Linked DNA regions of Homo sapiens: region 1 is linked to region 2. The links are chromatin loops, found by intact Hi-C in ENCODE. Cell type or tissue: heart right ventricle. All regions are shown on one strand. Each heading gives the region's core, and the rest is flanking DNA. Links, peaks and the distances in the headings are about the cores only.

Region 1 (11,332 bases), core at 1,176-9,175, 76 kb before region 2:
TCATTTAGATCGGAGCAGCTCTTGCTGAATATAAAGCCCTCGAGATCCTAAAGCAATGTCCAAGTAAATGAACAGAGGAAATAAAGCCATTGACAGCTCTACAAAGAGGCAGTACGAATGACTTCAGGATTCATGCTATTTGTATCCCCTGATAACCCTGTCATCTAAGTCACAGTGCTTGCTAGGCACTGGCAAGGCAGATGGAAAAGTATTAAGTACAGGGTGAGATATTTACATTCAGTAGACTGTTACTAGGTGACGAAGACTGGCAGCAGCTTGTTCTAAAAAATTAATTTCACATATACAACTCTTGAGGGATAGCTTAATTATGCTTTGTAAGAAAATTTACAGTGATAAATATCTCCAGGTAGCTCAAATGGGCAAATAATATTGGGAAAGGAGAAAAATCCATCTATTTCCACACAATATCTATCAGAAAGATCCTAACAACCTCACTGTAAATGGACATCATTAATTACATTCCCTCTTTTCACTTCATTCTCTTCTGTGAATGATTATGGCAAACTTTAATATTGAGTGTGGACATCTCTATTACCATCCAAATATGCCTTTTAAAAGATTTTTTAAAATAGAATTCTTTCAACACTATTTTGGGACATGTATGCTATGTTCAGTTATGATGCATTTTTTTCTGGTGAATATGTATTCACTTACCTCTTCTTTCCCTTTGAGTCAGACTACAATTCCCTACTCCTCTTTGGAATTAGCCATGTGACTGGTTTTGGCTAAAGGAATGTGAGTAGGAAGTTATCTGAGCAGAGTCTTTAAAATGTGTTTGAACATTTCGGTTTGCCCCTTGGCTTCTGCCATTTCTATGGGTTTGTGCTTCAAATAACTGCTGATCCTAAAATGATATGTAGCAGATCTGAACCTAACCTTCAGTCTGGAGCCAAAGCCAACTGGACCACAGACTGAAGCAGTTTATCAGCCAGCCCCAGCCAAGATTAGCAAAACCTTAGCTGGGCTGCAGACCTATAGGTGTGAGAATGAATGCTCATCTTTGTAAGCCATTTAGTTAGTTACACAGCATTATTTTTATAATAGCTAAATTAATTATACTGTAACAAAACAAATGAACAAGGGCAACGATAACAATAAAAATGAATATTTTAACATTATCTCATTATTTCTAGCTCTTATTTTTGTCTCTCATTTTACTCTCACGACATACTTCTCCATGATTTCCAAATATAGTATTGAACAGTTAGATAGCTTATCAATATATTATGTTCATTCACAAAAAAGACTACATTTTAAAAAAGGTCACATGTTGAAAGAAGATATTTGTTACCCATATAGCTAACAATAGAATACTAAGTGGAATACATTAAGAATTTCTACAAAACAAATAAGAAACACAAAATCTATTCAAGAGAAAATGGGCAAAAGATGTGACCATGTGATGCACACACAGGGGAACATATGTAATCAACACATATAAACATGTTCAATCTCATTAGAAATCTGTAAAATAAAAGATTAAACCATTAGATTAGTAAAACTGAAACCATCAGACAGACCACGTGTTGATGACAGTATAGAATAATGAAACTTCTCATGCTTTCCTGATAGGACATAGCTATGGAGAACAATCTAGCAATCTCTAGAAATACAAATACACACAGCTTAGGATCTAAGAATTCTACTGCTGGAGTGTAGGGCATCTCTTGCATGTGTAAACATGGAGGCATGTTCTGCATTACATAGACACATATTTGGAGAAAACTTAGATGTCAAACAAGAAGCAAAATAAGAAATCGTGGCACTCATACAGTGCAATAGAACAGTATGCCAAATTAAAGAACTAGAGCTGTGCATTTCAGCCCAAATGAAGTTCATAAAAATCTGTGAGCAATTAAAAATATGTTTTCATTTAATCTGAGGTAATTTCCAGATTTTCTGATCCTGGGAAAGGATTACAAAAAGGCTTCTTCACTTTTCTCACAACTAGGCTTGCAATTTGGCTTTGTCAGTCATGATAAAATCTGGAACAATACTTCTTTTAATTGCCTCCTTTAACTTCTAAGGATGTAAGATAGATGGGTGACATATGATATCAGATGGACTGTTTTTAATGAAAAGAATTGACATTTAAAATCATTCAATACAATTGGAATCTCTCATTACGCCTACATTTTCAACCTATAGTAGTTTTCTATTGTGCACCATCTAGGTAAATGCCTACAATTACATACTGCTGTTTTTCTTGTCTTTTGTGCTGAACCATGGGCGTCATTCAACTTAAGCAGGACATGGCCTTTCAGCCCTGATGCTTCTCCTCATAGTCCCATAGATAGCTCTCACAGTAACTCTATTGTAAAGTAAAATGTGCTTTTCTTCTTACTTGTGTGCTGCTTATCAGTACCTGAGCATTGGAGGCAGTTTCTCTCTCCTCTGGTTCTCACTCACCATCAGTTCCCACGTGATTCCCTGTTCCCCATTCTAGCTATCCTGCACATTCTTCTCCCTCATTATCTTGCCTTCAGTTTAAACTTACAGGCTGTTGGTGTCCGGACAAACACATTCTTTCCTGACATTGAGAGGTACAACCCGTCTCTATGCAAGATGTGATCTTTATGTAGTCTTGGCCACAATTCTAAGCCACAGTGCTAGGCACTGGTGAGGCAGATGGAAAAGTATTAAGTAAAAAATGAGATATTTACATTCAGTAGACTGTTACCAGGTGACCAAGACTGGTAGCAGCTTGTTCTAAATAATTAATTTCACATATACAACTCTTGAGGGATACTTTAATTATGCTTTGTAGAAAATTTACAGTGATAAATATCTCCAGGTAGCTCAAATGGGCAAATAATATTATACAGAGTAACCCTTTGCTCTTCCAAAGGCTTCTATCATTAGTGATAACAAATGTTGAGAAGAGCACTGGTGCTACCTGTTCTGAAGATAATTCTCTACTTATTTCAAAAGTATCACCCATTTTTGTATAAAAGAGCAAAAGAATATAGCTATCAATAGTTGGGATAAATCTTGTTAGCCTCCACAGTACACGCCAGGATCATTACCCGGGACAACAGCCCATTTTCCGGCTAGGCCTGTACTATGTACAGCCACGTTTGTATATGCCATGTTGATGAGAACTCCAAGGCATAATTTTATGGCTGCCACTTTAAGGAAGAGAGGAAAGTAGGTAAGGACAGTGGCTTTCAGGAGTAAAGCAATTTTCTGACAGTTTTTGATCAAAGTATTATCACTGTCTAAGATTTTTTTTTTTTTTTGCCTCCACTAGAAATACATACGTTTAAGATGATAGATGCCAAACAGAATACTGTGATGAGAGGGTCAGGGAAAGATCTCACCTAGCAAGAATGTGTGATTAATTTCCCTTCTGAATTTATGAGACAGGGCAGTCAAGGCCATTCTAAAATAGCAACAGGGTGATTAGAAGGTGACTGAGTAAACAATGTAATAACTCTGAGTGGAATTTAATCTCTTCATATGTTCTGCTAAAAACTCCAGTTTTTGAAAGAATACAATGAACCCAGAAGGGGTACTATTGCCATTAATGCTACCACAAGGAAGGAAGAGTGAAAGGAGGCAACCCGGTCCTAAAACACTGATATTTGTTCCATTCATTCGCTATATGTACCTTCAATTGCTAATATGTATGCAGTTTTCCAGGCACTTTGGGATGCGAAGTCAAAAAGGTGATTTCCTTATTTACAAAACTATAGTATGTTTAATGAAGTGTAAAAGATCTGCTAATGCATTTTGTTCTTTTTTTCCGAAGACTTTAAAATACGAATTATTACTATTTATTGAATATGTATTATGTGTCTAGGACTTTACATAGGTAATTTTATTTTTATAAATATATAGTATCATTAACAGGTGATTATTGACTCTGTATATTTTAAAGATTTGAGAAAATAAGACTCAGGTTAAATAACTTGTTCAACGTCCCCTAATTAGTCAGTGCTAGTGCTGGAATTTGGATGTGTGTGAATTGCAAAGTTTGTTTTGCTAAGCAAAGTCCAGGGGCTGTCTGTAAAGAGGGGTCTAGGAGTCTATTATAGGTATACACTGACATTATATAGAACTCAACTTGCGATCAAATATGTCAGCCAACATAAAGGAAACACGTATTACTAAGGTTGATTCTTAAAAGCAACATGGCCTGGGCTTAGGGGCTATACATTCAGGAGAAGTGGCATCTATGTGGTTTATGAACCAAAACAGTATCCTTCAAAGTAAGAATGAATATGTATGTATATGGTCTGCACTGTAGAATGAAGTAGTTCTTTCTGATGGAGCTGGGGATGTGGCCAGAAGGGGATGCATGTGCAACTTTGCATTTGCGACTAACCCCTAGGGGGCGCCGAGTCTACAGAGCTAGGAGAGAAGTTTGTGCTAAGTTCCACGGGATAAACTGATACGCTTCCTGGCTGGGTGTGAAGGAGCGCCTCTTTTCTTGCACATATCCCTACTGTAAATGTATCCCAAATGTTTGATCCTAAATCATACTTCATATCAGCCGCTGTTTATATTATGTTCCAAGCCTCCCCCTGCTGGTTGCCTGAGTGACATTTTTGAATAGAATATGACAGAGCTTGGGTAGAAGGTGAAGGACAACGCTGGCATGCTGATGTAGCCCATGCGTGCTGTTCTGATAATACGGTATCCTTAAATATAGTTATTGTCTCTCCTTCAGGAATAACTACATCTGCAATAACTAGCTCCTGGATAAAGTCATATGAATGAGAGAATTGACTGTCCTACTGAATATAACTGAATCTCAGAATAAAACCCTGCTTTTTTATTGCTTACACGTGTCCATTTGTTAACATTGCATTTGGATAAAACAATGGTTCTAAACCAATTAAATTTAGTGAAAGAGAGGAAGCTTCAATGAATGGAGCTCTTTCTTTTCCTGCCCAGATATACTACCTAGAGAGAGCTTGAAAACAAAGAGAATGTTTATCAACATAGCCAGGTAATATTTCAAATTAGATGTCAGAGAGAAGTTTTCACTTTTCATGAGGAGCTACATGTGTTAGTTAAAGCTTAAAACTCTTCAAATGTAAATCACATTGATGGGAATTTAATTTATTGTGCAGAAATTAAGGCCATTTATGAATAGAATATATTTGATTATATTCTTAGTACTCTTTCAACATGAGATAGGAGTATAGTTGAAAATAGATTTAATTAATCATTTAGTAAGAGCTTACTGTTCTTTAAATAAATAAATAAATACTACCGTAGTCGTATAAGACATAGAGATAATGAATTCATAATCTCAGTTAGCAGATTAGATACCATAGGAAAGAAAATGGAACCATTCATCTGGATATTTCAATACCTTTGTCAAGGGCAATTCCAAAGAGTTCTACAGTTAGCAGTTCTCTTCTTGTTAGCCTTGCCTCCTGAGTGTTTCTTCCCTTTGGCTTCTTTGCTAGAGTCTGATGACTTCTTGAGAGGTGGCCGCTAATTCTGTACACTAAGTCCACCCAACTCAATCATTCCCTCATTCTCCAAATTTTATCTTGGGCAAGCCTAATATTCCTATACCTACTCTAATGCAGCTCTGAGTGCCAGCCACTTCAAGAAGGGCTGATAGATAAATTTTAGGATAAACTCTTTTCCTTATGGAAATCTAGGCTTAGAGTTCTACTGGGAATACCAAGGCCATAATTTCCTAAATATCTTGTGTGCAACAAAAATGTATTACAAAAATTTGGGTCCAGGAGTCAATTAAATTTTGGAAAATCTGCAAATCATATTTCCATCTCAAAAATGTACAAAACCCTTTAGCAAACGAAGCATGCCTAGAAGTGGTGTAGTAATGAAGCCTGGTGTTTACCAAACCTATTTGAACACCACGTTTTAAAAATAACTATTTAATGGCAGTTAGGGACTCAACAGACTTGACAATAACCAGAGAGTTGACTTTGCTAGTTCCAGAAAATTGTTAATTGTTAGAATAGAAAGCTTTGTCTTTGAACTATATTATACTACCTGGCCCACATTGTCCATGAGTCTGAGTGGGATGGGCACATCTCCCTCTCTGTTCCAGAAATTCCCCCTTTGCCTTAAAGAGGAGGGCTTGGTTCTGTCTCAAGCAGTCCTAGAGCTGGCTTATTCTGGTGGAAAACCAGCCAGTCTTTCTTCTCCTGGAGGAATACAATTGGAGGTGCCCAAGCAGTGGGTGGCCCAAGTATCAATCTTTTATGAAAATTTGTGTCTTGCTTGTGGCATAAGCAAATTAATAAACATAAGGCAATGATTGTTACATGGAATATAATAACACATAGAACAAAACATGTTTATAACTTACTGTCTTTATCTGCCGCCTACAGATTTAATAATGTTTATTATCCAGTTCTAATTCTAAAAACAATACTTTAGTGTTTTATAAAAATACAGAAATTAAATCTACCATAATTCCAACACCTAGGGAAAAATACTATTAACAAATGTAGTGCCATTTCTTACTAAATGTCTGTGCTTTTAAACATTTGTCTTATACTGTATAATTCCATCTTTTGCAAATTTCATTTAACATATCAGAAGTTTCCCATATCATTCAATACTTTTTGATATTGCTGATTTTATTGGCTACATAATATTCCTCCCTGATATCATTCCTTTAACCTTTTCACTCTTATTAGACACTTAAGTGTTTTCTACGTTTTCATTATGATGATATGACTATGTTTTCAAGACAATTCTTTCTAGTTGGGAATGCTTATTGATAAGTATGGTAATCATATTATCATTATAAAAACAGCTAATTTTAATTGAATGTTCATGCTGTGCATTTTCTCATTTAATTCTTTCAACAACACTGTGAGGTAGGTGGTATTACTATCTGCATATTACATTTAATAAAAAGGAGCATAGAGAGGTTAGGAATCTGACTAGGACTAGACCCTGGTCCTCAGTTTTAATTCCTTGCAGTTTTTCTCCAGATTTAACTACAGTATATTGCTATGTACTGTTCTTATTTCCATTTGTTTAACTGTATGCTGTCTTTTCTTTCTGGGAGATTTTAAAATCTGTTCTTTTCTAATTCTAAAGTCTCAGAATAAAGTGGTTTGATGGGTATCTTATTGCATTCATTGATTTCAACAAAAAATGGACCATTTAAATTTGAAAACTGCTCTTCTTTCATTATGGAATAGTTTATTACTTTATTCAAAAACTGCATTATCTCCATTTCTTCCCATTCTCTCTTTATGGAACTCCCATTATGAAGTTTCTATACCTTCTAAGAAATATTTAATTTATTTTTATCTTTTTCTTTCTATCAACCCTTTCATTGTGTTTTTGTTCTAATTTCAGGAGAATTATATTGAAAATATTCTAATGCCTTCTATTAAAATTTTTAAAATTTTGGCTTCATCATTTTAATTCCCATGAGTTTTTTTTTAAATCACATATATTCTCATTTCAAAGATGTGCTATTCTTTCAAATTATGCTTGTTAATAATAGTTTTCATAAAGCTTGCTTTGGGCTATTTATCTTCTTGCTCTAAATAATTCTTTTCCTGTTTATTTTGGGCTTTGGCCCTGATTTTAGAGACTTGTTGAAATAGCTTGTGACCCTTGCCTTCAAATGCTCCTTTGAATTAAAGACTCCATGGGAGATCCAGGTGCAGGGCCAGGACTTTCCAGTTGATAAACAGCATTGTAAAGTGATCTAACAGAGTCACTTCTCTCCTTAGGCAACTCCAAATGTCAGAAGTAAGAAATATCTTTCTCTAGAGCAGTCTTTCCAGAAAATAATCTTCCACGTTTTTGCTTTGGTGACTGAAAGGGCATACATAGTCCTGATGGCCCCGGTTCTTGGAGGAATGGGTTTGAGAGTCTCATGATTCATGTGCCTATTTTCTCCGAATCCCAGCATCTTCAATCAACCTCAGCCCTACCCTCTAAGTATCTTGAGTTTAACTTCCCCAGAGAATAGACATCTGCCACCTTCGGGGGTGGAAGAAAGAGCGCCATTAGGCTGCTTGCTTAATGAGACGGTGATCTGACGCTTCATCTTCACTGTAGACAGCCTACCCTCACTTAGATTTGAAATCCAAGCCTCAGCCACCCTCACTTGCCTCTTGATGCATCCACATTTTAAGTTGTTTTGGGACCCTTTGGAGTAAATTGAGGCTTTTAGCATGATCCGTCTCATCAGGTATTGTTTTTAAGCTTTCTCCACTCTGCTAGCTAGAAAAGAAGTTATTTAAACATGGAACTACTATATAGATTATTTCTTCTTTTCTAATAGTTAGAGGAAGAGATCAAAATGTGTTTTAAAATGTAATTTATATTCTGAACCATAAAAACCCTTTGCTCCAGAGTTCATAGGGATTTCTACTTACTGTTGCATAGGCTTGTTGCTAAGACAACCCCACCCACTCCATCAATCACCCTTTGACCAGATAAACTTTGGAAAAAGAAAAGAGAAAAAATGCAGATTGTATACTCTGGTGAGAATTAACAGAAATGTAATTTTGTGGTTGAATAGGAAGAGCAAAATTGAAAAATGAAAACTGATGAAGGAAAGACACTAATGATAGGAAACTGTATTTTTCATGGCTTTACATAGCGTAGTTTATAGCTGGATGCATAGCTGGCCTTTAACAACATTAAGAATTGGTCAAACATTATTAAACAACCAAGTCAATCTATTTTTCCCTGCTTTCTCTTAGGCCTGTTCTGAAGCACGTACTAAAGACTATCAAAAGCCAAAGTTAGCCCTGACCAGCACTTCAACAAAATTTTTAAAGAGACAGGGAACAAATCTATTAGCACACTGAAGCCTTTCACAAGTGGCTAGAGAACCCATCTCTATATCATAATACATAAAAACCATTGTGAAGTGTCTGTGTTGCAATGATTTGCTGGCTAAAGCATGTTAAGTGACAGCATTTCTCCAACTTTACTTTGAGTTCAATTTATATCCCTGTAACGAGAACAGGTTTTGGAGCCACAAAATTGTATAAAGAGCCAAATTCTGCTGCCACCTAGAAGTGCTGTGACTCAGATTAATGATTATTTCTGAGCTTCAGTTTACCTCAAGGTGGTAAATGAGAATAATAACAACTTTGCACTGCATCCTCTGAATTTCTTACTCCAGCAACAGCACACCCTCCTTCATCCCCAACCCTTTCACTGGAAGTTCCCTCCACTTCCTTGCCCTAACTGAATGCCAGCAAATCCCCTGTGAGCACTTGCCATCAAGCAGAAGGTATTTATTTTCACACATTCTTAAAAGCTCACACCTGGCATGTGAAGTGGGCAACTTCCTGCTTTCCACAGGCGCTACACGCGTCATTACCTCTCCGTTACTCCTCTAGAAGGTTTCACTACTTGAGATCCATTCCATTAACATTTAACACTTTGCTCCCTCATCATTACTGGCTTTTACTGAACTCCTTGTCATTTCCTTTCTGTTATTGATGTTTTAAAGACCTGGGTCACGATCTCCTCATCACACTTTTCATGACAGGATGTTGAGTTATTTTAATATTTACAAGAACAGTCCTCCGATACTCTGACTTCTCAACCCCTTGAGCCCTGTCTCACTCCAACACCATTTTGATGAATCTCTCAGGATGCTTTTAATTGCTCTTTAGCCCAGCCAGAAGAGAGGCTAGTGCTCGAGGAAACGTGGATGAAAGCCAATGACAGTCACTGCTTTTTGCCAAAATTTACGTGTTAAATGCAGGAAAAGATTCCAAAAGTAAAAGTAATTTCAAATCAAGATTTCTTTCTTCAACTACAAATATTCTATTTTTGATAGGTCCTACAATCTGAAGGCGGGATTAAGAACTGTCTGCACCCACAAAAATGTTTAACCGTGAAAGGAAACCAGTGTCTTTCTGTGAGCAGAAAACATTTTGTGAGGTTTTATGTAGACCCAAATTTGTCTCTTTAATTTCTCTTGGAATGAAACTGTATAGAATGTTCTGAAGTTAAACTAAATATATGTACGTTGCCTTACGAATTTCTCAAAACAATTTAACTCCAAGCTGCAATCAAGTCAAACAAAGATAAATGATAAAAAATGAATGCAGGCCAGGTGCGGTGGCTCACGCCTGTAATCCCAGCACTTTGGGAGGCCGAGGCAGGCAGATTACCTGAGTTCGGGAGATCGAGACCAGCCTGACCGACGTGGAGAAACCCTGTCTCTACTAAAAATACAAAATTAGCCGGGCGTGGTGGTGCATGCCTGTAATCCCAGCTATTTGGGAGGCTGAGGCAAGAGAATCACTTGAACCTGGGAGGCAGAGGTTGTGGTGAGACAAGATTGTGCCATTGCACTCCAGCCTGGGCAGCAAGAGTGAAACTCCGTCTCAAAAAAAAAAAAAAAAAGAATGCAGCATTTCCTTGGCATCTGTAAATCTGTAAATTTAATGTCTCTTGTTTTGATTCATCAAGTCACCTACAAAGTCCATAATATGTAATATTAATTAATTTGCATGGTGGTTAATGACACCTACCAAATAGAGCTGTTGTAACAATTAAGTGCAATAATAAACATGAAGAGAGTTGCCAACTTTTAACTTTGAGTATGTCAGGTAGTTGTGCAGAAGTGGTCTCTTGAGGTTGAATGAGCTGAGCAAATCACCAAGAGCCACTTCTCAAACACCTCTCAAGAACCCAAGAATTCCTACATTTTACCTTCAAATTATACCTGAATTCAATTGCTTTTTCTTGCCTGTAACACAACTGCCCTCCTATAAGGAGGAACCTGTATCTCTTGCCTGGACGGCTGCAGAAGCTTTTCAATAGGCTTTGTCTCCTGTTCACAAAATGTCTGTTTTCCAGATAGTAGCTGTAGTGATGCATGTATAAATATAAATCTGATTATGTCACCACACACACACAAACACACACACTTCAAAATCCAGCAGTCACATCCTACCACAAAAGAAAAAACGTCAAGCTCTTTATCCTGACTGAGAACTTCTACCTGATCAGGCCTCTGGCTACCTTTCCATTCTTATTCCCTGTCACTTGTCACATCTGACGCTTTATTTTACATATAAACATACATATATATTGTGAATCCTGTCATAGGAGAGATATATAATATAAATTTTATATATGTAAAATAAAGTGATATTATACACACACACACCACGTGTGTCATCTCTCTTATCCACTAGAATGTGAAATTCACTGGAGCAGGGAGTTTTTGTCTGTTTTTTTACTGCTGTCAATCTATTGCTTAAAACAATGCATGGCACACAGGAAGCACTCAAAACATAAGTGTTGAATGAATGAATGAGTCTCCTGGGTCCATTTCCTTTCCTGTACCTCAGCCATATTCTCTCATGGTTACATT
Region 2 (11,332 bases), core at 1,339-9,338:
AGCAATTCTACTTCTGGTTGTATACTCAAAAAAATGAAAAACAGGATCTTGAAGAGAAATGTGTACATCCATGTCCACAGCTGATCTCTACAGTTCTTCTTTGCATCTACTCAAGAACAACTTGGCCATTTCCAAGTTTGGGCAATTATGAATAAAGCTCCTAAAATATTCACATGCAGGCTTTTCTGTAGACATAGTTTACCAACCAAAAAATTGGGAAAATTTCAAGAAATGCAGCTGAAGATCTTACGGTAAGAGTAGACTTGGTCTTATAGCAAGCTCCCAAAGTGTTTTCCAAAGTTGCTGTACCATTTTGCAATACCTCTAGCAATGAGTTCCTCTAGCAGCAGAGTTCCTGTCGCTGCACATTCTTGCCAGCATTGGGTGTTGTCGTTGTTCTGAGTTTTAGCCATTCTAATAGGTATGTAGTGGTATCTTGTTATAATTTGCAGTTCCCTAATATGTGATGTTGGGCATCTTTTCATATGTGTATTTTCCATATATGTATATTCTTTGATGAAGTATCTGTTCAGATCCTTTGCCCATTTTTAAAAATACAGTTGTTTGCTTTCTTATAGTTGAGTTTTAAGAATTCTTTGTATATTTTATATACTAGTTCTTTATCAGGTATGTTTTTTGCAAACATATTTGTTCAGTCTGTGACTTATTTCTTAACAGTATATTTTGCAGAGCAGAAGTTTTAGTAAACTCTAACATCAATTTGTTCTTTTTAGATTTTACTTTTTATATTATATCTAAAAAGTCACTACCAATACACTGTCACCTCGATTTTCTCCTATGTTATTTTCTAAGAATTTTAAATTTGTGTGCTTTACATTTAGGTCTTTTATCCATTTTGAGTCAATTTTTGTGAAAGCAGAAAGTCTGTTTCTCAATTTATTTTTTATATGTGGATTCACTTTATTATTTTTCAAAAGTTACCTTAAAGCGTTACATCAAAAATTCTGGGGGAAAAAATCTTTGACTCTAATACTAGTCTCCTTTATTAAAGGTATTTTCCATCTACTTGTTGGTAGAGCTTCAATTTTGTTAGTCTTCTGCTAAGCTAAAAAGCCAGCAAGAATTTAATATAAATTCCAGAATAATACTTGATTAACTTGCACAAAGGGCAGTAAAGTGAGGATAAAGATCAGAGCGGAGCAATAAAAAACAAATAGCAAATAGCAGATTTAAACCAAACCACATTAGTAATTATATTAAATACAAATGGACTAACCATTCTAAACAAAAGGCAGAGATTGTGAGTTTGAATTAAAAAAACACAAAAGATTCTACTAGATGCTGTTTATAAGAGATACATTTAAAAATTAAATACCCAAACAGATCGAAAGTAAAATAATTGGGAAAGATACACCATGCAAGTGGTGATTATAAGTTGCTTCATAGTTACAAAAAAAATCTGTTAATACTAAATTAATCAGACTATAAGATAGTTAATTGAGATAATAATGGTCATTTTATAATAATGAAAGTGTAAATTTGTGAAAAACTACATATAAATTCTGCATACACGTGCATATGCTCTTGATCATAAGGATTCAATATATAATATGAAGCAAATTTGACAGAACTGAAAGGGGAAAGAGACAAATCTGCAATTATTTTTAGTGATTTTAACTCTTCTCTCTCAGAAGCTGATGCGACAACTGGACTGAAATATCAGCAAGAAGATTAAAGACATGAGTAACACTTATCCACTAACTTGAACAAATTGATATTTGTAAAATAATGTAGGAAGCAATTGCAGAACACGTATTATTTTCAAGTGTATGTAGAACATTCACCAAGAAATATGCAGGCCACAAAATAAGTCTCAATAAATTTTAAAAGCATTGCACTTTTCCAGAATTTGTTCTCCAAACATAACATATTTAAGTTAGATATGCATAATAATGAGATACCTAGAGATTCCTCAAATACATGACATTTATCAACATATTTCTAAATAACCCATGACCCAAAGAAGAAATCACATGGAAAACTAGGAAATATTTCAAACTGAGTAATAATGTAAGTATAATATATATAGGTATCTGGTTACTGCCACTGCATACAAACCACTTCAAAACTAAGTGGCATAAAAATAATCATTTTATTGTACTCATGGATTCTACGGTTCAAGAATTCAGACACATGGGGATGACATGTCTCTTCCACAATGTCTGGTCTTCAGCTGGGAAGACTGGAACAACTGGGGCAACTAATGACTGAGACTAGAATTGTTGGGTGGTATCTTTGGCCCCTAGGCTTAGGATGACCATAGGCTCAGCTCATTGAAGTCACTGAACAAAACATCCACAAACGGCCTCTCCACATAGCCTGAAATTTCTCATACTATAGAGGCTTCAAGGCAGCCAAACTTTCTTCATGGTCTTCCTGGGCTACAAAAGTGAGTGTCCCCTCTAAATATTGGTAAAGATAAGAACCAAATGAAGCTCTTTGCTGATGGAACAACTGCTGTATAAAACTGTCTGGCTTTTTTTTTAGTAAACATACATATGTACAGCAATATAGATAAACTTCAAAGACATTATATTAAATGAAAGAAGTTAAAGACAAAATAATATATGCACACATGATTCCATTTATATGAACAGGCAAAACCAATCTAGTGTAATGGAAGTCAGAAGAGCAGTACCTTATGTTGTGCCTCAAAGACAGCACAAAAGAACTTTCAATATTATTAAGTAAATAGAAATTATTACAGGTGTGATGATAGTATTGTGCTTATGTAGTCAAATCCCTTATGGTTGAAATATGCACGCAGCAAGTGTCATGATATCTATAAGTCACTTTCAAATAGCTCAGCAACATTTCAAATACCTCTGTATAAAGAGAGAATGAAAAATGACAGATGCATAAATAAATAAAATGAGATAAAGCAAGCACAGCAAAATGTTACTAATTAGTCAAACTCACTGGAAGTGTATATGAGTTTTCATATACAATTATTTTACCTTTTCTTTTTTCTTTTTTTTTTTTTTTTTTTTGAGACAGGGTCTCACCCTGTCACCCGGGCTGAAGTGCAATGGCGGGACCTCGGCTCACCGCAACCTCTGACTCCCAGGCTCAAGCGATTTTCCTGTCTCAGCCTCCCAAGTAGCTAGGACTACAGGTGCCTGTCACCACGCCCCAGCTAATTTTTGTATTTTTGGTAGAGATGAGGTTTCACCATGTTGGCCAGGCAGGTCTTGAACTCCTGACCTCAAATGATCCACCCACCACGGCCTCCCATAGTGCTGAGATTACAGGCATGAGCCACCGCGCCCAGCCTCACCATTTCTTTAGATTTGAAAATTTCAAAAGAAAAAACGGTTGTAAAGTACAGTAAGTAAATTCTGAGAGATTTGAAATTTATTAAGTAGAAAACATTTCCCGAGTAACTCTTATGTCAGATTTTTTTTTGATGGCTCAAATATCACTATTGTTTTATTATGTCCAGAAATCTTGCTAATTAATTTTTAAGAGTATTTTCTTTATTTCAAACAAGTTTAAATACTTTTAGAAATAAAAGTTTTAAAATAAATGAGAAAATAAAACTATATAACATCATTTTAAAGTTTTAATCCAAATTATAAGAAAGATAAACTAAACTGAGTAGAAAATCATGAAACTTGTGTTCAGACAGCTACAAATAATCTTAGCGAAATTATTGACACAAAAGTAAAACAAATTTCCCCACAGGAACAAAGACAGTAGCTAACAAAGTAGAAAGTCCAGACACAGCTCAGTGGTAGGAGTATATGTTTTTCTCCAACTTGTCTAACTTGAGGAATCTGGGCAGTATTTTCACTCACAAAACCAAGGCTGTCTATGGCAGTTTACTTTATTATCTAAAATGGCATAAAGTGCCAATAATATGGGCAATCTTGGCAGGGCGTGGTGGCTCACACCTGTAATTCCAGCACTTTGGGAGGCTAAGGCAGGCAGATCACGAGGTCTGGAGTTCAAGACCAGCCTGGCCAACATAGTGAAACCCCCTCTTGACTAAAAATACAAAAAATTAGCCAGGTGTGGTGGCGGGTGCCTGTAGTCGCAGCTACTCGGGAGGCTGAGGCAGGAGAATCGCTTGAACCTGGGAAGTGGAGGTTGAAGCAATCCCAGACGGTGCCACCGCACTCCAGCCCCCGTGACAGTGCGAGACTCCATCGCAAAAAACAAACAAACAAAAAAAGGGTAATCTTACATATAAGATGTAGCAAATACATTCTCCATTTAGATAAAAAGTATTTGGAAAAACTTAGGGAACAGTATGCCTCTGTTGCCTCTTGGAAGAATAAATTATCATCACCCTTTATTCATAAAAGCCACCAGAGAAATAGCCACTGTTTCTCATTATGATTCTCTTACCTTTAGTAGCCAAGTTTTAGAAGTGAATGGTTGTGAGAAAAATGGTACATAGTACAGGAATTCATTATGTACAAAGCTTAAAATTTAACCTGGAAGTAGAAATTATAATTTAGTTTTTTTGCAAATTATCTCATTTCATTAGATTTTTTTACTAGGAGGTGATTTTTGTGTCTTTTTTTTTTTTATATTGAATTTTCTTCTGATCTCCTATGGCACTGAAAAAGAAAAAGAAGAATCTATTGCCCATGATAAGGTGGATATTTAAAAGCCTCCCAGAAAATTTGAGGTAAAAGACTAGCTTATTTTGAAATAATAAGTAATGCCCACCAGGATAGCAGAAATGTGGCGTTCTTGGTTCTTTTCTGCCCATTCCTCTTCTCTGGGCAAAATATATCAGGCTATAAAGGATAGCATGGAGAAAAAAATAAATTTTAAAAGGAAGAAGAAATACAACAAAGACATAATATACAAATAGAATTAAGTTTGAGAAATATTCCATGCACAAGAAAAATTGAGGAAAATAAAATGCGAAACAAATTGAATTCATTTGATGAATTTGCTCCCAGCAAATTGGCAGCATTACAGAAAGCAATAAAAGAACATTTTGAGGTAATGGTTGAATTTAAAGCCCAAACACAGAAACACTGGCAATTTTTTGTTTCACAAATGCACATTTAATAACCAAATAATTATATTATTTCTCCATTAATTCAAATATTCATTTCTACTATATTTTTGTTTCTATGTTACCTATCAATGGAAATTGAGTTCTTTGGTTTTTCTTTTTGAAGATGTAAGATATCTTGTCACACCAAGAAAAACAGAGTAAAACGTTTGGGAGACATCATAAAAGAACTTACATTTTATTTTATTCATGCATAAAGAAAGGAATCTAAATTCAGAATCACCTTTAAAATTCTGTAATCCTACTTTATAGTCAGCTCTAGGCAGAGTGGAGTATGAATAAGATGAACAATGACTTCTGATATGTTTTGGGGGAGAAAAATCAAGCTCACAGAGGAATTGAGGAACAAGGGAACTAATTCTGAATGTCAGAGCCGAGCCAAATTATTATGCCCCATAGTCTTTGATTAGTACCTTTAAGAGTATAGATGTGCATATTGTTTTGGCTTCCTTAGAAAGGTCTTCCTCATTATTATTTGAATATAATTAGAAAATCCAGCAATGAGAAGAGAAAACCTTAATTAAAAATTGCACTTAAGGCATATAAAATTCTAAATGCCATCTCTGGTTTATTTTGTGTCAATCTATCTGAAACATCAGAATTACAGTATTGTGCCTCTTAAACAGAAGTAATCAACTATTTTGGTTAAAAAAGGGTATTATTAACTGAAAAAGACAATTAGGAACTGAAAGTAATATTAATAGATACACATAATAATGCACCTTATTTCAAATGTAAATTTATGTAGAGCATTTAAACAGTGTTCATTTTTAAAAGACCCTATAATAATGCTCATAATTGTATTGCATTACTTATGTCATTAGAGGAATTCTATTCTGACTCATAAAAGCCAAAACTGTCATAACCTGTCAAAGCACCTTCATATATGAACCATACTGCAAATTTCAGATCAAAAAATTACATTTTAATATAAACCATACTTATTTATGTATCATATAGAAAATAAGAAAATATCAAAATTGATATATGGCCTGTCTCTTCAAATAAAAGGGCTACAGAAGAAAAGCATATATCCAAAAGCATACTGTCTAGAATTTAAACTTCAAATGGCATTATAAAAATATTGTCCTCAGTTTAATTTTCATCTGAACATCTACCAATCACTTTTTACAGTTTACATCTGAGACAAATTTCAATACACTACTAACGCGTAAGCTTTAACATTCTGAATTAAGGTTTGATACACTGCCACCTAGTGATAATTTGAAGAAAATTCAAATGTATTGATGTAGTGCTGAAGGCTCAATCCCGCACTTAACTTGACGGAACATTGGGCAGGAACTTACCACGCACTCATTTATCTGGCCGAAAAGCAAGCTGGTTAAAGGTAATAACAGAAGAGTAGATGGTAGTTCAAATCTCTGCTCCATTTATGTCGTGACCTTGGGAAAGTTATTCTATATCTTTAGCTAAGCCTTGGTTTACAATTCTGGAAAGTGGAAATTATTATATAATTACCTCAAATAATAAATTATTTAAGGTTAAATTACTTTATTCAAATTCATTTAAGAAATGAACGCGATGAGGGTATATTGCTGATCATAGCCCGTGCCATATCACAAACCCTTTTAGTAGTCATACAATTATTTGGCAAAACTTTTTTCTAAGTGCTTGCATGACCAAACTCAATTATAATTTTCCAAAATACTGCTAAAGGTATTCTTGCTCCTTCAGCAAAAACAAAAAGTAGCTGATTTACCATGGAAGAAGTGATATTTACAGTTGTTGCTTCAAAATGTAAAAACACATGAAAATTCTAAGTTTGGATTTTATTTCTACCATTTAATAGTTCCATAAGCCAATCAAAATACAGTCTCGACTTAAATCCCTACATGTACTTTCTTCTAAGTTAGCAGCTGTGATAATGTCTTATATTCATTTTTATACACCAAATACATATAGTGCCTGCACATAATAGATGTCCAACAAATATTTTTGTAAGATCTGAGCATACTATCAACATACTATGCTTAGTTCAATGGGCATTAAGTTCCTGTTATAATTCAGTAACTGACATAGTCATTACTAAAAAGATGAATGAAAAAACCATTCCAAATTAGTAAAAGATAGAGCCATACAACTAACAAGAATACAAGTGAGAAGTATATGAAAATTACATCAGATTTATAAACAAAGAAACAATTTTTATCTGAGGGGCTTAGAAAAAGTATACAGAAGGAGGCAAAATAACAATGTAAAAAAATAAAGGAAAGCACTCTGTTTCTTTGCTAGACATTTTCCCCCTTGTATTCATTAGCGATTTGTATGGTTCATTTGGCAAAAGTAGGGAAGAAGAAAGTGAATTTGCATAAGCACAATTAATGACTTCTTAAAAATTCAGCAGAATTGCAATTAAATCTGAGTGGATTCCAGTTCCAAAATGTCCTTCTCTTACAGTAAAAAACAGTAAAAAACTACCTGAAAAGTTTTCACCATAAAACTGTGCCTCACGCTTTTACATTTTTAAAGGAATATTTAAATCTTATATGGTTAAGATCAGATACATTTTTTATCAAAGAACAGGGCAACTGCTTTTGTATTACCATGCCTAGCACCATGAAATAAAGAGGCAAAGGCAGCCTGAAAAACCTTCTCTTTTTCTACCATATTTATGAAGAGGCCAGTGCCCCTGAGTCAATAGATCTGGCCATAAATGGATTTTGATAGTAGAGAGAGGACAGTAGACAAGGAGACAGATGAGGAAAGAGTCTAAATATGTCAGTGAAATTCTCACCATAGCCAAAAAATATCAAGTGGCTGTCAGAGTACATCTTGATTGATGTTATTAAAACCTAGTTGAATCAATAAAAATTGCTTTCAGGTCACAGTGTGGCTCCCAATTCTACAATTCTACTCTTAGACTTGATGTGCTATAAATTGTATCTAAGTTGAACTTTACTAATTCTTCTTAGATGTTCTGTGATATATAGTGCAAAATTGTTCCTGAAGGAGAAACACCAACAAGCAGCATGATATGCAGCCTTTTCAACAGTGCCTGCTGCAAGGCAAAGGAGAGCAGACAGTAATCCTTCATATACTCTAGAAAACATTCTTTTGCCAATAATCAAATTAGTGATTACCCAAATACGGACAATTCAATAGAAGATACATATTAGGAGGTGTCCATTATGTATAAAAATGCACAAAGTTGTTGTGGGAGCTAAGAACATGTAATATGCATATATCATAATTTCCGGTTAACTTGAATGATCAGAGAGAAAATATAATAATATAGAAGGCAATGCAAGGGAACAATATAAGGAAACCAATGAGAAAATAGTGACTTTTCTAGGCATTAACTGAGGACATTTGCAAAAGAGCAACAGACATGACCAATGAGGGGAGATAAGAGTCATGCTTTTCTCATTCACTTGTTTAACACAAATGTATTGTCTACTTCTTGCCAGGTAGGCATTGTTGTGGGCTCCGGAGATATGGTAGGGAGCACAGCCAAGGAGTTTACATTTTGACAAGAACAGATAAAAATGTAAAATGAAAATTATGGAAAGGACAACTTTATGATGTGAGGAGCACTAAGGAAAAAATAAGTAGAGTGAAATGGCCAAGCATGATGTGCAGGGAGGACTAATAGCAATGCAGAATCAAGGAAGCACTCTCCAAGGAGTTGGTGGTTATGTTGAGTCCTGCCCAGTGGATGGCTCCAGTCCCACGACAACCCTGGGGAAGAGTATTTCAACCAGAGGAAGGTGGTCAATAGATGGCCATTCCTGAAGCAGGTCGATGCTTTCCAGAAGCCTGAAGCTGGAGCTGAAGCACACGTGTCATGAGATTGGGTCCAAGAGGCAGAAGCTAGAGCATGTTGAACCTTCAAGGCCATGTTGAGGTATATGGGTTTTATTCTACGTGAAATGAAGAGTTTTAAGAAAGGGGGAAACTGATCACAGTATAAAAATTGAAAAAGAATTTTGGAAATGGATTATGGTGAGCCTGAAACGACGAGTTGAAAGGTTGAGGACTTACTTGTGAACAATGAGCATCTGAGGACAGAACAAGGAGTTTCCACAAGCAGAACTATGGGAAGATGGATATGATACATATATAAAGCAGGAATACCATATCAAATAAACAAAAACAAAGCAAAAACCGCACTTATTTGGTGTATATGCCCCAGTGGCAAATGAGATGGGGGGTCTTCATTATTTCACCCCAGCCAAAACTACGTGTCATCTGGAACATTCATCAAATGTCCTTGTGTCCTACTGAAATTCTTCCCTCAACCTAAAGTCCCCATGACTTTAGATTACATATGAGCTTTTGCTCATTCTTTAAGAATGAGTTTAAATGTGACCTTTTCTGTGAAGTCTTTCCTTGTGGTTCAACACTGCTCAGAGCTTACAGAATTTTCTCCCTGCTTCTATAAGCTTTGAATGTATCTCTCTTACATCAATTTCATATTGCATTCTAACGTTGGGTTTACATCTTTTCCCTGTAGATTTTGCTCTTTAAAGATATATGTGGTCACGTTCACTTTAATACCATCAGTGCCTAATGCAGTGCCTCCCTCATAGGAGGACCTCAGAGAATGTCTGTTGGAAGAATGAGTCTCAACAGATCAAGCATCAGGGGATGAGGTCCAATGACACAGGGAAGGAGCAAACCACTCCCTTCTCACCTAACATGAACCCTACAGAATGCTCTGTGTGTAGCAGACAAATGTCCTCTAACCAGTAACAACGGTATTATTGGTTGAGTTATTGCCATAAGCTAATCATCTGGGAGTGTGTGCAGTTATTATTTTAAGCTTATGGTTAACCATTAGAAGAAACCTGCCTCATAAAATCCTATAGCTACATGTTACATAACAAATTCTTTGAAACAGATTTGTAACCATGGTGACATTTTACTTTCCTGTGCTTGTGGAAGATATTCTACAGTACAGACAATGCTCCAACAATACGTATAAATATTAATTGACATTAGATACTTGACAGAAGTTTATTTCACTTGTTAAATGATAAACAGTGGATGATACTCTTTGTGTAAAAAACTGAAAAAAATTATCTTTTTTCCAATGTGAATAGGATTATTTTGGTAGGCAGAATTATAAGATAGCCCAAAATTCTCTCTCCATAAAATATATGCCAACCTTGGAGTGTTCACTCTGAATTTTATGGGTGAGCTCTCCGTTGATCATGTGACATTATATGGCAAAAGTGAAAGGATTTTGCAAATGTAATCAAGTTCCCAGATCAGTTGATGTTGTGTTAATCAAAAGAGAGATTATCTTGATTGGGCTTGACCCAATCAGGTGAGCCCTTTAAAAGAGGGTCTATAGGTCAGAAATGAAAGAAATAGCCAAGATGCTTGTTTCTTGCCCTTGAAAAAAGCAAACTATAGCTGGCTGAAGATAGGTCACATGGCAGGGAAGAGTACACAATCTTTTGGGGGTGAGGACTTCAGTCCTATACCCACGAGACTAATTTTTTTGATCAAGCAGTGACTGTGGAAGAAGACCTCAAAACTCATGATACTGCACTTCCAGCCCACACTTAGATTGCAATTCTGTGAGACCTTGAGCAAATGACTCAGAACCTGTGCCTAGACTTCTAACTCACAGAAAATGTATGTTGTCTGAAGCAGCTAAGCTTATCATTTATTATGTAGCAGTAGAAAACTAATGCATTTATAGTTTTGAGTAATGCCAGTTTGGAACAGAGTAGCAAAATAGCATTATTGAACTCTGAAACAGGTCCTTTTAGCAACAGCTACAAGAATGCACTTTCTACATATGCAGAGTCAGGAAAGGTCATAACAGTGCTAGGAATCTTGCTTTTCAACTCACTTATTTGATAATTGCAGAAACTGAATCTCAGGGAGAGTAAATAATTTGCGTTTGGGTAGCATAGCTATTAGCTGGAGAATAAACACAGATTTTAGGGGAGAATACCATTATGGATATGGAAGCATAGGCAGCAGTAAAACCAAGTAGAAGGGGACTCAGCATCAGAAAGGAATAGCAATAGAATCTACACACCAAAACTGCTAAAATTCGGAATAGAATTAGCCCCGGAAGAACTTGTGCCAATATTTTAGGGCCTATTTTTGGAAGCACTGGAATATATTCAAGCGGCCAAATGACAGCATCAAACATTGAGGAGTAAGACACTGATCTTTTTACCAGAACTGCAATATAAACTGCGAGCTTCGTCATACAACAAAAGACTGATTGCTAGGACTGAAGCACAAATTCAGTGAAAAGTAAGCACTGAATTGAATGACAAACTTTGGATAGGG

What was found. Hi-C counts contacts between places; a loop is a spot of excess contacts. Peaks named below come from ENCODE experiments on the same cell type or tissue, not always from the same donor. Only the 100,000 strongest peaks of a DNase experiment are listed, where the experiment ranks them.
Region 1: a loop joins it to region 2, with 2.0 times the contacts of the local background. A loop is called at or near these places in 11 of 110 quality-filtered maps.

Annotation. Positions count from the first base shown.
Region 1 is chr18:1,657,327-1,668,658 of GRCh38, reverse strand. No RefSeq gene overlaps it. Among named protein-coding and RNA genes, the nearest start is that of LINC00470, 300 kb to the right of the region's middle. RefSeq lists a silencer at 4,297-4,591. In heart right ventricle, for the core only: a CTCF peak has its summit at 4,384 (motif pointing right); a DNase peak (open chromatin) is centred at 4,368; H3K27ac peaks cover 2,593 bases.
Region 2 is chr18:1,581,021-1,592,352 of GRCh38, reverse strand. No RefSeq gene overlaps it. Among named protein-coding and RNA genes, the nearest start is that of LINC00470, 230 kb to the right of the region's middle. In heart right ventricle, for the core only: a CTCF peak has its summit at 6,281 (motif pointing left); no DNase peak of the experiment used is centred there; H3K27me3 peaks cover 268 bases.